Regions from separate parts of the Homo sapiens genome. Here region 2 is linked to region 1. The links are chromatin loops, found by intact Hi-C in ENCODE. Cell type or tissue: mammary epithelial cell. All regions are shown on one strand. Links, peaks and the distances in the headings refer to the core of each region. The heading gives the core; the rest is flanking DNA.

Region 1 (7,469 bases), core at 1,472-6,471:
ATCTGTGCCCACCAACAGCTCCCGGCAGCTCCTTCTACACCCAATGGACCGGGAATGCCCAGGGCCCCTCGCTCAGGGTCTATGTAATGGGCAGTCTCCACCCTGTGCCATGGAAGACTCTAAGGCCATTAAAAATGAGGTTGGCCAGGCACGGTGGCTCACACCTGTGATCCCAGCAATTTGGTAGGCTGAGGCGGGAGGATCACTTGAGCCCAGGAGTTCAAGACCTCAGTAAGCTGTGATGGTGCCAGTGCACTCCAGCCTGGGAGACAGATCAGGACTGTGCGGCCAGGACAGGAGGGAGATGTCCTGTTTCCGCCCACCTTTCACATCTGTGCACGTCTTCTTAACTCAAAACAAAAACAAAAAGTGCCACCTCGAGTCCACAGAGCATTGAAAACCTGCAGGTTGCCGTGGACAGCTCTCTGGCTCCCGTCCAGCTGTGCTCAGGCCACAGTGACCCCTAACACGGGCTGAGTGTGAGACCACGGGAGAGAGTTCCACGTACACACAGCACACGGCCAACACGCTCACACGGGCTGAGTGTGACACCACGGGACAGAGTTCCACGTACACACAGCACACGGCCAACAACACGCTCACACGGGCTGAGTGTGAGACCACGGGACAGAGTTCCACGTACACACAGCACACGGCCAACAACACGCTCACACGGGCTGAGTGTGAGACCACGGGAGAGAGTTCCACGTACACACAGCACACGGCCAACAACACGCTCACACGGGCTGAGTATTAGTAATATTATTGTATCCACGTCAGCTTCCTGACTTTGTAACAGACAGCTTCCACGTTCTGAGGAAACACACCTTGAAGTGATGGGGTAAAGGGTGAAGGGTGAAGGGTGAAGGGGTATCGTATCTGAAAGGTGAAGGGGTATCGTGTCTTAGTCTCAATTGCCTGGAACTACAGGCTTCTACAGAACCGGCAAATGGGCCAGAACAAAGCGACTGGTGAGTCCGCATAGAGCACAGGGAGTCCTTTGTTCTATTTTTGCAACATTTGTGTACGTTTGTTTAAATTATTATATCAAAATACAAAGTAAGAAATGTCTGCCCAACACCCTCAGCTTGTCTCATCCCGGTCCCTAGGTCCTCCTCACCCAGCGTCCCTGCCAGTGGGTTCCATGGCCCCCCAGTGCCAGCCTGCCGTCTGCTGCCCTCTGCCGTCTGCCATCACCTGAACCCTGCAGGAAAACGTACACACTGTCCCCAGCGTCACGAAGCAGGTGGAGGTCCCCAGGGCTTAGGGCCAGGCCTCAGTTTACCTGTGACTGTGGGCCATGTGCTCTCGGGCAGGAACTGACGGCCTCTGGGTATAACTCGCTTAAGCAGGTCTTTAACACCCGGTTCCCATCTTTCCAGAGACCCTCCCGGGCGCCCTCCCACCAGCCAAAAGCTCACACCCCTAGTGGAGGAGGTGATAGGGTCTGCAGTGGGAGGGAGTGGAGCCGATTTCAGATCTCCTCCTCTTGGCCTTGTGGGAGCCGTGCAGCCGGGAGGCCTCCTTCGAGATGAGCCCCTGGGGAGAAAGTCAGGGGGACCACACCTTCTCCTTGCAGGGGTGCCAGAAGGATCTGATGGGGGTTTAGTCCCAGGATGGGTCTACGCCCCCCGGGGCCTCCCAGCTGCTCTGTCCTCTCTCCCTGCCTGGCCTCTGCACACACAGCCATGTGCGTGTGACATTGTGAAATATACATTAACATATTTGGTCTCGTCCCGTTTCCTGGCAAAAACCCCTAAAATCCCTGGAGTAGCCAAAGTGGCAAGTGCCTTTTTGTGCTGATATTGACCGAAGGCTGGCAGCCTGGAGGCAGCCTCAGGATGGGGCTGGTCCTCAGAAAGGCCTCAGCAGGAGTAGAGGGTGGTACTTGCAGCCTTGCCCCAACCTCCAGGCAGGGGAGGGGAGAGGCGGCTGAAGGCGGTCCTCACCAGTGGCCAGTGACGTAATCAATCATGCCTGGGTAATGAAGCCTCCATGAAGTCGCAAAAGGACAGGGCTCAGAGAGCCGTGGAGGTTCCTGGACGGGGTGCCCTTGTGGGGTGAAAGCTCTGCGCCCCTCCCCTTACGCATCTCTTCATCTGCGTCCTTTGTAACGTCCTTTATAATAAATGGGTAAACATGTTTCCCTGAGTTCTGTGAGCTGCTCTAGGAAATTAATCTGACCCAAATATGGGGGTTAGGAACCTCAATTTATAGCCAATTGGTCTGAAGCACCCGGGGCTTGAGATTGGCATGGGGAGTGGGCAGCAGCCTTGTGTGGACATCTCCAGGTAGATGAGGATGTCTAAGGACAGATGGCGTCTCCAGCTAGATGGTGTCTCCAGGTAGACAACAACGTCTATGAATTGACGGTGTCTCCAGGTTAACAACAATGTCTCCAGGTTAACAACAATGTCTCCAGGTAGACAACAATGTCTATGAATTGATGGTGTCTCCAGGTTGACAACAATGTCTATGAATTGATGGTGTCTCCAGGTTGACAACAGTGTCTCCAGGTAGACAACAATGTCTCCAGGTTAACAACAATGTCTATGAAAAGACGGTGTCTCCAGGTAGACAACAATGTCTATGAATTGATGGTGTCTCCAGGTTGACAACAATGTTTCCAGGTTAACAACAATGTCTATGAATAGACGGTGTCTCCAGGTTGACAACAATGCCTATGAATAGATGGTGTCTCCAGGTTAACAATAATGTCTCCAGGTAGACAACAACGTCTATGAATTGATGGTGTCTCCAGGTTGACAACAATGTCTCCAGGTTAACAACAATGTCTATAAATTGATGGTGTCTCCAGGTTGACAACAATGTCTATGAATTGATGGTGTCTCCAGGTTAACAATAATGTCTCCAGGTTGACAACAATGTCTATGAATTGATGGTGTCTCCAGGTTGACAACAATGTCTCCAGGTAGATGATGGTGTCTATGGGTGGACAATGTCTCCAGGTTGATCTGGAATCCCTCCCACTGCAGACCCTATCACCTCCTCCACTCAAGGTGTGAGCTTTTGGCTGGTGGGAGGGCGCCCGGGAGGGTCTCTGGAAAGATGGGAACTGGGTGTTAAAGACCTGCTTAAGTGAGTTATACCCAGAGGCCGTCAGTTCCTGCCCGAGAGCACATGGCCCACAGTCACAGGTAAACTGAGGCCTGGCCCTAAGCCCTGGGGACCTCCACCTGCACTGTGATGCTGGGGAGGGTGTGTGGGTTTTCCCGCAGGGTTCGGGTGATAGCGGACGGCACAGGGCAGCAGACAATGGCTCCAAGTAGACGTCTCTAGGTAGATGGTGTCTTCAGGTAGATGGTATCGGAATTAAACTGGAGCACGCCCAGCCGGCGTCGGCTGCAAAACTGACTAATCTGTTGTTGGAACAGAACCCCCACCTGGTGTCAGCAGTGAGCTGTGCTGTGAGAGTGCAGGAGAAACAGCCTAGTTTTCTGACATCATTAGAGGTGATGAGCCACCTTCTCAGCCCCTGCTCACCTCTCCCCCACACTGAAGCCTGCTGGAGCCCTCAGGCCAGGCCCTGAGCAGGAGGCATGGGGTAGGTGTTGCAGGATCTAAAAGGCCTCCCAGGGGCAACAGAGAGCCTGGCCAGGGGCTGTGCCTTTCTCTGCTTGCCCCCACAGCACCCCCAAAGCTTGAGGCTTGATCAGATATCCCTGAGGTCTCCTGGCAGGGACCTTCCTAGTCCTCACTGGCCCCCAGTGTCCCTCTGCCATGTGGCCGCCTCTCCGGGATGACAGGGGGAGGGGCCACACTCCTGCTGGGGCTGGAGATGTTGGGGTCTGGAGTGGGTGTGGGCCTGCCCTGGGGCTGCTCTGGGCATCTGGTTGACACAGAGCCAGGTGCCTGTGCGCCCCGTGGGGCAGCTGTGCCCAGCCTGGCTGCCCTGGAGGAGGGAGCCAAAACCTGGGCCTTTCCACCCAGCCTTCCGGTCTCCCCTCTTCTCCCTGGACATACAGGAATGTGGCTTGCTCCTGACGCCCAGAAGTTCAAGTCCAGAACGTTACTGCAGATGTCGGGAGAGACAAGACAGGACAGAAGGGAGCCTGGGTCAGACCCAGGTCTGCGGTCTGTTGGTCCCCGAAGGGCCTGAGGCGGGGAAAGGACAGTCTTCAACAAGTGGCAGCTGGAACACGGAGTAAAGTTTCGGGAAAAACGAAGCTCAGCCCCACCTCGCATTGCACACAAAATTTAATTCAAGATGGAACATCTAAGCATCAAAGCTAAACTGTAACGCTTCTAGAAGAAAACAGGAGAAATCTTCACAACCTTGGGATAGGCATATATTTTTTTCTTTTCTTTTCTTTTTTTTTTTTTTGAGACAGTCTTGCTCTGTCGCCCAGGCTGGAGTGCAGTGGCGTGATTTTGGCTCACTGCAAGCTCTGCCTCCCGGGTTGATGCCATTCTCCTGCCTCAGCCTCCCGAGTAGCTGGGACTACAGGCGCCCACCACCACGCCCAGCTGATTTTTTGTATTTTTAGTAGAGACGGGGTTTCACCATGTTAGCCAGGATGGTCTTGGTCTCCTGACCCTGACCTCGTGATCCACCCGCCTAGGCCTCCCAAAGTGCTGGGACTACAGGCGTGAGCTACCGCACCCAGCCGGCATATATTTCTTTAAAAAGACATAAAAGGTAGAAATATAAGAGAAAAAAATTGATAAACAAGGTTATATAAGTAAAAAATGTCTGTACCAGTGAGAAAAATGAAAAGTCAAGCTATTAGTTGAGACAAAAATATTCAAAATACACATATCTGATGAACTATATGCAAACTGAAAATGTTTTTATCTTTGTTATTATTATTATGCTTTGAGACGGTCTTGCTCTATTGCCCAGGCTGGAGCGCAGAGGTGTGATCACAGCTCACTGCAGCCTTGAACTCCGGGCTCAGACAATCCTCCGACCTCAGCGTCCCAAGTAGCTGGGACTCCAGGCATGCACCAACACCCTCAGCTAATTTTAAAATTTTTTGTAGAGATGGGGTCTCACTATGTTGCCCAGGCTGATCTTGAACTCCTGGCCTCAAGTGATCCTCCTGCCTCGGCCTCCCAAAGTGTTGGGACTACAGGGGTGAGCCACCACTCCTAGAAGGCAGATTTTTTTTAATCTCAAAACTCAAAAGTCCAGTTTTTAAAAACAAACAAAATATTTGAACAGACACTCCACACAAGAACATATACAAATGACCAAAAGCACGTGAGAAGGTGCTTACCATCCAGTCACTGGGACACGCAAATGGGACCCAGCGAGAAACCACCTCACACGGGCAGACCGACTGCGTCCAGAGTGAGGACGGCTCGTGCCGCGGAGGGTGCGGAGCAGCCACCGCTCCCGTTGGTGCTGGTGGGGATACAAGACGGCACAGCCACCTTGGAAAACAGCTCGGTCATTTCCGATACAGTTAAATGAACATCTGTCTCAGGATCCAGCAGTTCGACTCCTGCAAATCTACCCAAGAGAAATGAAAAAAGGATCTTCATTCTTCACAACGCCTGGGCCAGGGAGCCCCTCCTGCTGGGGCCAGCGTGCTGACGCCCACACAGAGACACCCGCCGGTTCACAGCAGCCCCATTCCCAGCAGCCCCAGACTGAAAACAGCTCCAATGCGTATCACCAGGCGGCTGAATAAACAAACCGTGGAACGTCTGTACGACACAACACTACTCAGACAAAACCAAAACCGAACACGTCCGACCCACACAGAAGCATGGAGGAATCTCAGAAACAGTTCAGTGAAAGAGGCCAAACACAGACGAGTATTAAATGTGCGGTTCCGTTTCTATGAAGCTCAGGAACAGACGAATTCTAAAAACCAGGTCAGTGACTGTGAGGACAGGCCCGACTAGAGAAGGGAACAAGGGGAGTGTCCTCTGCCTGGTGCAGGCAGCAGGTACATGTGTCTGTATTGCTTAAAACTCATCCAAGGCTGGGCGCAGTGGCCTGTCATCCCAGCACTTTGAGAGGCTGAGGTGGGCGGATCACTTGAGGGCAGGAGTTCAAGACCAGCCTGGCCAACATGGTGAAACCCCATCTCTACTAAAAATACAAAAATTAGCCAGACATGGTGGTGCGTGCCTGTAGTCCCAGCTACTCTACTCGGGAGGTTGAGGCAGGAGAATTGCTTGAACCCAGGAGGCAGAGGTTGCAGTGAGCTGAGATCGCGCCACTGCACTCCAGCCTGGATGACAGAGCAAGACTCCGTCTCAAAAATAAATAAATAAAATAGGCCGGGCACGGTGGCTCATGCCTGTAATCCCAGCACTTTGGGAGGCCAAGGCAGGCAGATTGCCTGAGCTCAGGAGTTCAAGGCCAGCCTGGGCAACATGGCAAAACCCCATCTCTACTAAAAATACAAAAACTTAGCCAGGCATGGTGGCTCAAGCCTTTAATCCCAGCTACTCGGGGGACTGAGGAAGGAGAATCGCTTGAACCTGGGAAACAAGAGGTTGCACTGAGCAGAGGTCGCACCACTGTACTCCAGCCTGGGTGACAAGAGCAAGACTGTCTCAAAAACAGAAACAAACATGTCTAATAAGGGATCATTATCCAAAATATGAAAAGAACTCTTAAAACTCAACAATAATGAACAACCCGATTTTTTAAACAGACAAAAGATCTGAAGAGTCACCTCACCAGAGACAGAGAGAAGGCAAAGCAGCAGCTTGTGAAAGGGTGCTTCCCATCACACATCATTAGGAAATCTGCAAACCCAAACAGTGAGTTACCATCATACACCTGTGAGAATGTGCCAGGGCCAGGCGCAGTGGCTCACGCCTGTAATCCCAATGCTTTGGGAGGCCGAGGCTGGAGGATTGCGTTGAGTCCAGGAGTTCGAGACCAGCCTGGGCAACAGAGTGAGACCCTGTCTCCACGAATTTTTTTTTTTTTTTTAGAAGGAGTCTCGCTCTGTCGCCCAGGCTGGAGTGCGGTGGCGTAATCTCGGCTCACTGCAATCTCTGCCTCCCCGGTTTCACACCATTCTCCTGCCTCAGCCTCCTGAGCAGCTGGGACCACAGGCGCCTGCAACCACGCCTGGCTAATTTTTTGTATTTTTAGTAGAGATGGGGTTTCACCGTGTTAGCCAGGATGGTCTCGATCTGACCTCGTGATCCGCCCGCCTCAGCCTCCTAAAGTGCTGGGATTACAGGCGTGAGCCACCACAACCGGCCTCCATGAACACTTTTTAAAAAAATTAGCCGGGCGAGGCGTGGTGGCTCACATCTGTAATCCCAGCACTTTGGGAGGCCGAGGCAGGTGGACCACCTGTGGTCAGAAGTTCAAGACCAGCCTGGCCACATGGCGAAATCCAGTCTCTACTAAAAATACAAAAATTAGCCATGCGTGGTGGCATGCGACCGTAATCCCAGCTACTTGGGAGGATGAGGCAGGAGAATCACTTGAACCCGGGGACTGGAAGTTGCAGTGAGCGGAGATGGTGCCA
Region 2 (6,119 bases), core at 1-5,000, 120 kb after region 1:
CACGACGTGTGGCCCGTGTCCACCGCGCCACTACACGCAGTTCTGGAACTACCTAGAGCGCTGCCGCTACTGCAACGTCCTCTGCGGGGAGCGTGAGGAGGAGGCACGGGCTTGCCACGCCACCCACAACCGTGCCTGCCGCTGCCGCACCGGCTTCTTCGCGCACGCTGGTTTCTGCTTGGAGCACGCATCGTGTCCACCTGGTGCCGGCGTGATTGCCCCGGGTGAGAGCTGGGCGAGGGGAGGGGCCCCCAGGAGTGGTGGCCGGAGGTGTGGCAGGGGTCAGGTTGCTGGTCCCAGCCTTGCACCCTGAGCTAGGACACCAGTTCCCCTGACCCTGTTCTTCCCTCCTGGCTGCAGGCACCCCCAGCCAGAACACGCAGTGCCAGCCGTGCCCCCCAGGCACCTTCTCAGCCAGCAGCTCCAGCTCAGAGCAGTGCCAGCCCCACCGCAACTGCACGGCCCTGGGCCTGGCCCTCAATGTGCCAGGCTCTTCCTCCCATGACACCCTGTGCACCAGCTGCACTGGCTTCCCCCTCAGCACCAGGGTACCAGGTGAGCCAGAGGCCTGAGGGGGCAGCACACTGCAGGCCAGGCCCACTTGTGCCCTCACTCCTGCCCCTGCACGTGCATCTAGCCTGAGGCATGCCAGCTGGCTCTGGGAAGGGGCCACAGTGGATTTGAGGGGTCAGGGGTCCCTCCACTAGATCCCCACCAAGTCTGCCCTCTCAGGGGTGGCTGAGAATTTGGATCTGAGCCAGGGCACAGCCTCCCCTGGGGAGCTCTGGGAAAGTGGGCAGCAATCTCCTAACTGCCCGAGGGGAAGGTGGCTGGCTCCTCTGACACGGGGAAACCGAGGCCTGATGGTAACTCTCCTAACTGCCTGAGAGGAAGGTGGCTGCCTCCTCTGACATGGGGAAACCGAGGCCCAATGTTAACCACTGTTGAGAAGTCACAGGGGGAAGTGACCCCCTTAACATCAAGTCAGGTCCGGTCCATCTGCAGGTCCCAACTCGCCCCTTCCGATGGCCCAGGAGCCCCAAGCCCTTGCCTGGGCCCCCTTGCCTCTTGCAGCCAAGGTCCGAGTGGCCGCTCCTGCCCCCTAGGCCTTTGCTCCAGCTCTCTGACCGAAGGCTCCTGCCCCTTCTCCAGTCCCCATCGTTGCACTGCCCTCTCCAGCACGGCTCACTGCACAGGGATTTCTCTCTCCTGCAAACCCCCCGAGTGGGGCCCAGAAAGCAGGGTACCTGGCAGCCCCCGCCAGTGTGTGTGGGTGAAATGATCGGACCGCTGCCTCCCCACCCCACTGCAGGAGCTGAGGAGTGTGAGCGTGCCGTCATCGACTTTGTGGCTTTCCAGGACATCTCCATCAAGAGGCTGCAGCGGCTGCTGCAGGCCCTCGAGGCCCCGGAGGGCTGGGGTCCGACACCAAGGGCGGGCCGCGCGGCCTTGCAGCTGAAGCTGCGTCGGCGGCTCACGGAGCTCCTGGGGGCGCAGGACGGGGCGCTGCTGGTGCGGCTGCTGCAGGCGCTGCGCGTGGCCAGGATGCCCGGGCTGGAGCGGAGCGTCCGTGAGCGCTTCCTCCCTGTGCACTGATCCTGGCCCCCTCTTATTTATTCTACATCCTTGGCACCCCACTTGCACTGAAAGAGGCTTTTTTTTAAATAGAAGAAATGAGGTTTCTTAAAGCTTATTTTTATAAAGCTTTTTCATAAAACTGGTTGTAGTTGCACAGCTACTGGGAGGGCAGCCGGGGACACCTGAGCCGCCCGCTGTGCCCAGATCCCTCAGGCTGCCTGCCATCAGAACTGCTGCCCGGGGCTTCCCCTACCTCAGACAGACCCTCCCTGGGAGGATCAGTGGGGAGTGCCACCTCTGCCCCCAGTGGCTGTGGCACGTGGCAGGGGCCCCTGAAGCTCAGCGAGGGTCAGGGCCTGGGAGGGTATCATTGCTGGAAGAACAGGATGGGGCTCAGGCCAGCCCTAGTCGCCGGGGCCCACACTAACCCCCCACTTATGAATTCCTCCCACTCCCAACTCACAGGGGATTTCCCGAGAGGGGACCTGCCAAAGACCTCCTCCAGGCCTCCCATGCTTTCCGGGAAGTGAAGCTTCTCCCTCTCTGGGGCAGGCTCTGAAGCCTCCCGATGCACCCAGAGCAACCGGGGGGCTGCACCAGCCACTCGCCTCCCCAGCACGGCCAGGTTCCCGGGGCTGGAGGTCCCCCCCAGGTCCTGGGAACCAACCTGCAGAACACACACAGGGTCCCCTGGAGAGGACGCGGGGACTTCCAGGGCCCGACTCCTGTGAGTCACAGCCCCGCAGCTGCTGCGCCACCCCCACCCTGACTCATGCCCCTTCCCAGCAGCTCCTCCCAGGACCCCATGTCCTTCCCACATCCGCAGGAAGGGAGTGCCTGGACTCTCCAGGCCCACCTGGGGAGCCCCTCACCTGCCCACCAGCCCCTGAGCAGCCCAGTAACACCATCACCGTGTCCAACAGCCAGGAGCCTCCACCCTCCAGGAGGGAAGGGATGGACAGAGCCACACTCGCCGTCTTTATTTTGCACTCACCCTGGGTGACACTGGGCAGGCCGCTCCTGCCCACAGCCAGACTGAGGAAGAACACAGCACTCGGCAGGCCCAGTGGGGTCCGTGCAGGGAGGACCCCAGGACCAGCCTTACTCCCGAGCAGGGGACACAGGGCCCCACAGAGAACCCCTCCGGGAGGTTCTCTCCTGGCTGGGGGAGGGCTCTGGACCCCCACAAACACTCCCCAACTTGCGGGGCTGGGGCATAAAAACAGCCACTCCCAGCAGGCCCCCTCAGCTTTTTGCATCAGTCAGCTCCCTCCCGGGGGATTAGGGTGAGGTGAAGCCAGGCCCAGGCGTGGGGTATAGGTCTTCCCCCGCAGGCCTCAGCCCTGTCCCGAGGCTGCATCACAATCCAGGGCCCCCGCTGGCCTTTGGGAACATGGCCTGGGTCTTCCTCAAGGCAAGATCAGCCCCAGACCACTTCCGGGGTCACGGGGTCACGGGGTCACAGGGCAGAAGCCAGATGGCAGCCATGGCTGACGGGCCTCCTCCTCGATGGGGCGGAGACAGCCACGGGGTCTCCCGAGGGTCCCACAGGGCTGTCCTCATGCAGCCCAAGCCAGCCTGAGCACTGGAGCCCCAATTCCCAACCAGGTCTCCCTCAGACCCCCCAGAAAGGGCCTCGAAAGGCCGCCGCTGCGCCCTGTGGAAAGGCTGCCGCTGCAGGGCCTGGGCCAGCCGGGCTGCCAGACTCCCCTCCAAAGCCTCCGGATGCCTACGCTTTTCCAGACATAGAGGAAAGTTTGTCTTCGAGAAAACAAAGTAAATAGAAGAACCCCAAAGCAAAGCAAACCCACCCCCCAGATCAGCAGCATGGGAGCCAACAGGAGGCCACTCCTCCAGCACCAGGGGACCAGCCGTCCCGACGGCAGCGCGGCTGCGCCTACGTGATGTCCCTCTGCCGCGGCGGCCGGTGCACATTCCGCACGACACACTTCACCATCCACTCGATGCCCTCGCGCACCCCTTTGCTGTGAAGACAGCGGGTGTGAGGCGGGGGGTCTCGGTCCCCAAAGCCCCCGCAGGTGCAGCCCCCACTCACCCTGTGAGGGCCGAGCAGGCCTGGGTCAGGCAATCTCGCCTGCCGATCTTGCTGGTGCAGTCGCTGAAGGCCGTCTTGATGTCAGGGATTGAGAGGCACGTCTGGGGGAGGTAAGGCCGTGAGGAGCAGCCCCCACGTCTGGCCCTGTCCTGCCTGTGGGCCCGGGACTCTCAGAAGGGCGTATGCCCTTCACCCCAGGGAAACAGCCAGAGCTCCACCAGGGTCCCAGTGTCTCCCACAGAGACCACAGCAGTGAGGACCCTGTGCTCAGCCCGAGGCTGAACATGGCTGGTAGTGCCTGAGACAAACTAGACGTCCACACGGCTCCAAGGAGTCCACCCCCCATCCCCTCCCTGGGGGACACCCTGAGCCCCGAGGTGGGGCGCTGAGGACTGAGGCCTCCTGGGCAGTGGCGGAGGCAGGTCCCAGGGGCCCACACAGCCGGGGATGATGGAGAGGTGGGAGCCCTGCATCAGTGATGGAGGCAGTCTGCAGTCATGGTGGCTTCTGCTCACAACCACCTGCCCAGTCTTCAAAAAGCAGCCCTCCCCTCCCCTTTTCCTCCGAGGGGAGACCCCTGCCCCGTACCAGATGTCCCTCTTGTCGGCTGAGATTGTAGGGGAGGCCAGCCTTACAGGCTGGGGGCAACAGAGCCACCCCAGAGAAGGCAGGAAGTGAAGATTCACCTGGCCCTCTGGACGCCGGGCTGCTTCTGTGCAAAGCCACTCCAAGAGAACAGCTAGAACTCAGCGTGGCCAGTGCTCCCGGGGGCAGTGGCACCTCAGAGGGGTCTTGAGGGGCTGCCCTGGGGGTGGGGCTGGCACAGATGCCACCTCCAAGGGTAGCAGGAACAGGTAAGGGTCAGAGCTGACTCCCACCAGGGCCCCAGCATCACTTCTTTGAGCTCTGAGTTTCACCTGGGTGTCCCCACAGCTTGGCCACACACTCCTGAGACACGGCCGCCCTCCTGGGGAGAGGTGCCCTGCATAGCAGGAAGAGGCCTCTGGGCGCCTGCCCTGAGGTGGGAGAACCTCCAGGGCTGGCAGCAGCAGGTCTGGAGAGGAACCAGGCTTGGGAAGCTGCTGGGGGCAGGGCAGGCCTTGAGAATGGCTCTGTACCCCCTGGGCAGTCACTGGGCCTGGGGTGTCTGGGTGCACACCTGCTCCCCTTGCTGTGGGGGAGGCTGGGGACTCGGGAAGCTGCTGCGGGAGGCAGGGGTGGGGCTCACCTCCACATCCTGCTTGTTGGCCAGCACCAAGACGGGGACACCGCACAGCGCCTCGCTGGTCACCACCTTCTCTGGGGAGGGCAGGAGAGGCAGCGCCTCACACCCAGCATCCTGCCTCTGACTGCCCAGGGGCCCACAGGCGTGGACACTGTGACAGCCACTCCCTCTGCCCCCCCCCCCCCCGTCACCCACTAGGCAGGAGCACTTCTGACCAGACACTGAGCCTGCCCCAGGCACAGAGCTGCCCAAGCTGGACCTGCCCCCACTCACCATCCATCCCTCCCAGAGCAGCCAGGCCGCACTCACCAAACGCCTGCTTGGACTCAGCCAGCCTCTCCTCGTCGGTGGAGTCAATGACGTAGATGACGCCGTGACACTCCGCATAATACTGGGAGGAAGCACCAGGAGTTGGGGCTCAGTCCCCACCCTGCCAAGGGCCAGCAGAGCCAGGCCTGTGTCATGGCCACAGTGAGGGGCTCACATGAGGAAGGGGCAAGAGGGCAGCCCCCAACTGCAAGACCCTTCTGGGATGCATTCTGGGGTTGCGGGGAGATCTGGTGGAGGTGTCCCCAGACGCTGCTCCTGAGAACCTGCCGGCAACCTTTGGCCTGATGGTGGCCAAAGGTGAAAGACAGGGATTGGGCCAGGCGTGGTGGCTCACACTTATTATCCCAACACTTTGGGAGGCAGAAGCAGGAGGATCACCTGAGCCCACTTCACGGCCAACCTGGGCAACACAGTGAGACTCCGTCTGTACAAAAGCTTATGGTAATGTGCGCCTGCAGTCCTAGCTACTCGGGAGGCTGAGGTGGGAGGATGGCTTGAGCCTGGGAGGTTGAGGCTGTAGTGAGCTCTGATCACACCACTGCACTCCAGCCTGGGTGAGAATGAGAGACCCTGTCTCAAAAAAAAGATAGGGTTTGGGGGCTGGAGGAACCTAGACCACAGCCTGGCCCGTTGAGGGAGTGCACCTGTGGGGCTCTGTGCCAGCACCTCGCACAGGGAGGGAGTGTGGCCATGCGGATAAGACTGACCAGCGCCATCTACGAAGCGAGCCTTCCCTGCCAGGACAGGGCCAGAGTCACTGAGCTCAGACCTCTGCAGCCTGGGCTGGTCAGTCCTGGGCTCGCTGGCAACACTCCTGGGCAAGACAGGGCACAGCCCCTGCAGCCTCAGGTACAAGTGCTGAGCCCTGGACCAGATGAGTGCACCTCTATCTCAATCAGAAAAAAACACAGCAAACTCCGCGTCCACGTG

The links. Peaks named below come from ENCODE experiments on the same cell type or tissue, not always from the same donor. Only the 100,000 strongest peaks of a DNase experiment are listed, where the experiment ranks them.
Region 2: it touches region 1 in a loop (4-fold over the local background); 7 of 110 quality-filtered maps call a loop at or near these places.

The regions. Positions count from the first base shown.
Region 1 is chr20:63,577,547-63,585,015 of GRCh38, forward strand. No RefSeq gene overlaps it. Among named protein-coding and RNA genes, the nearest start is that of HELZ2, 7.0 kb to the left of the region's middle. RefSeq lists enhancers at 3,584-3,763, 5,047-5,547, 5,548-6,048. In mammary epithelial cell, for the core only: a CTCF peak has its summit at 3,410; a DNase peak (open chromatin) is centred at 3,415.
Region 2 is chr20:63,696,968-63,703,086 of GRCh38, forward strand. TNFRSF6B (TNF receptor superfamily member 6b) reads left to right here. Exons shown (of 3, transcript NM_003823.4): 1 at 1-224; 2 at 361-555; 3 at 1,313-1,717. The coding sequence ends at 1,596. ARFRP1 (ARF related protein 1) reads right to left here. Exons shown (of 8, transcript NM_001267547.3): 5 at 5,169-5,250; 6 at 4,863-4,933; 7 at 3,635-3,735; 8 at 1,680-3,563. The coding sequence ends at 3,476. It overlaps RTEL1-TNFRSF6B (RTEL1-TNFRSF6B readthrough (NMD candidate)), which reads left to right. Exons shown (of 38, transcript NR_037882.1): 36 at 1-224; 37 at 361-555; 38 at 1,313-1,731. Among named protein-coding and RNA genes, the nearest start is that of TNFRSF6B, 3.4 kb to the left of the region's middle. RefSeq lists enhancers at 790-839, 1,935-1,984, 2,225-2,404, 2,475-2,524, 2,573-3,454 and 1 more. In mammary epithelial cell, for the core only: no CTCF peak of the experiment used is centred there; a DNase peak (open chromatin) is centred at 2,334; H3K4me3 peaks cover 1,962 bases; H3K27ac peaks cover 2,335 bases.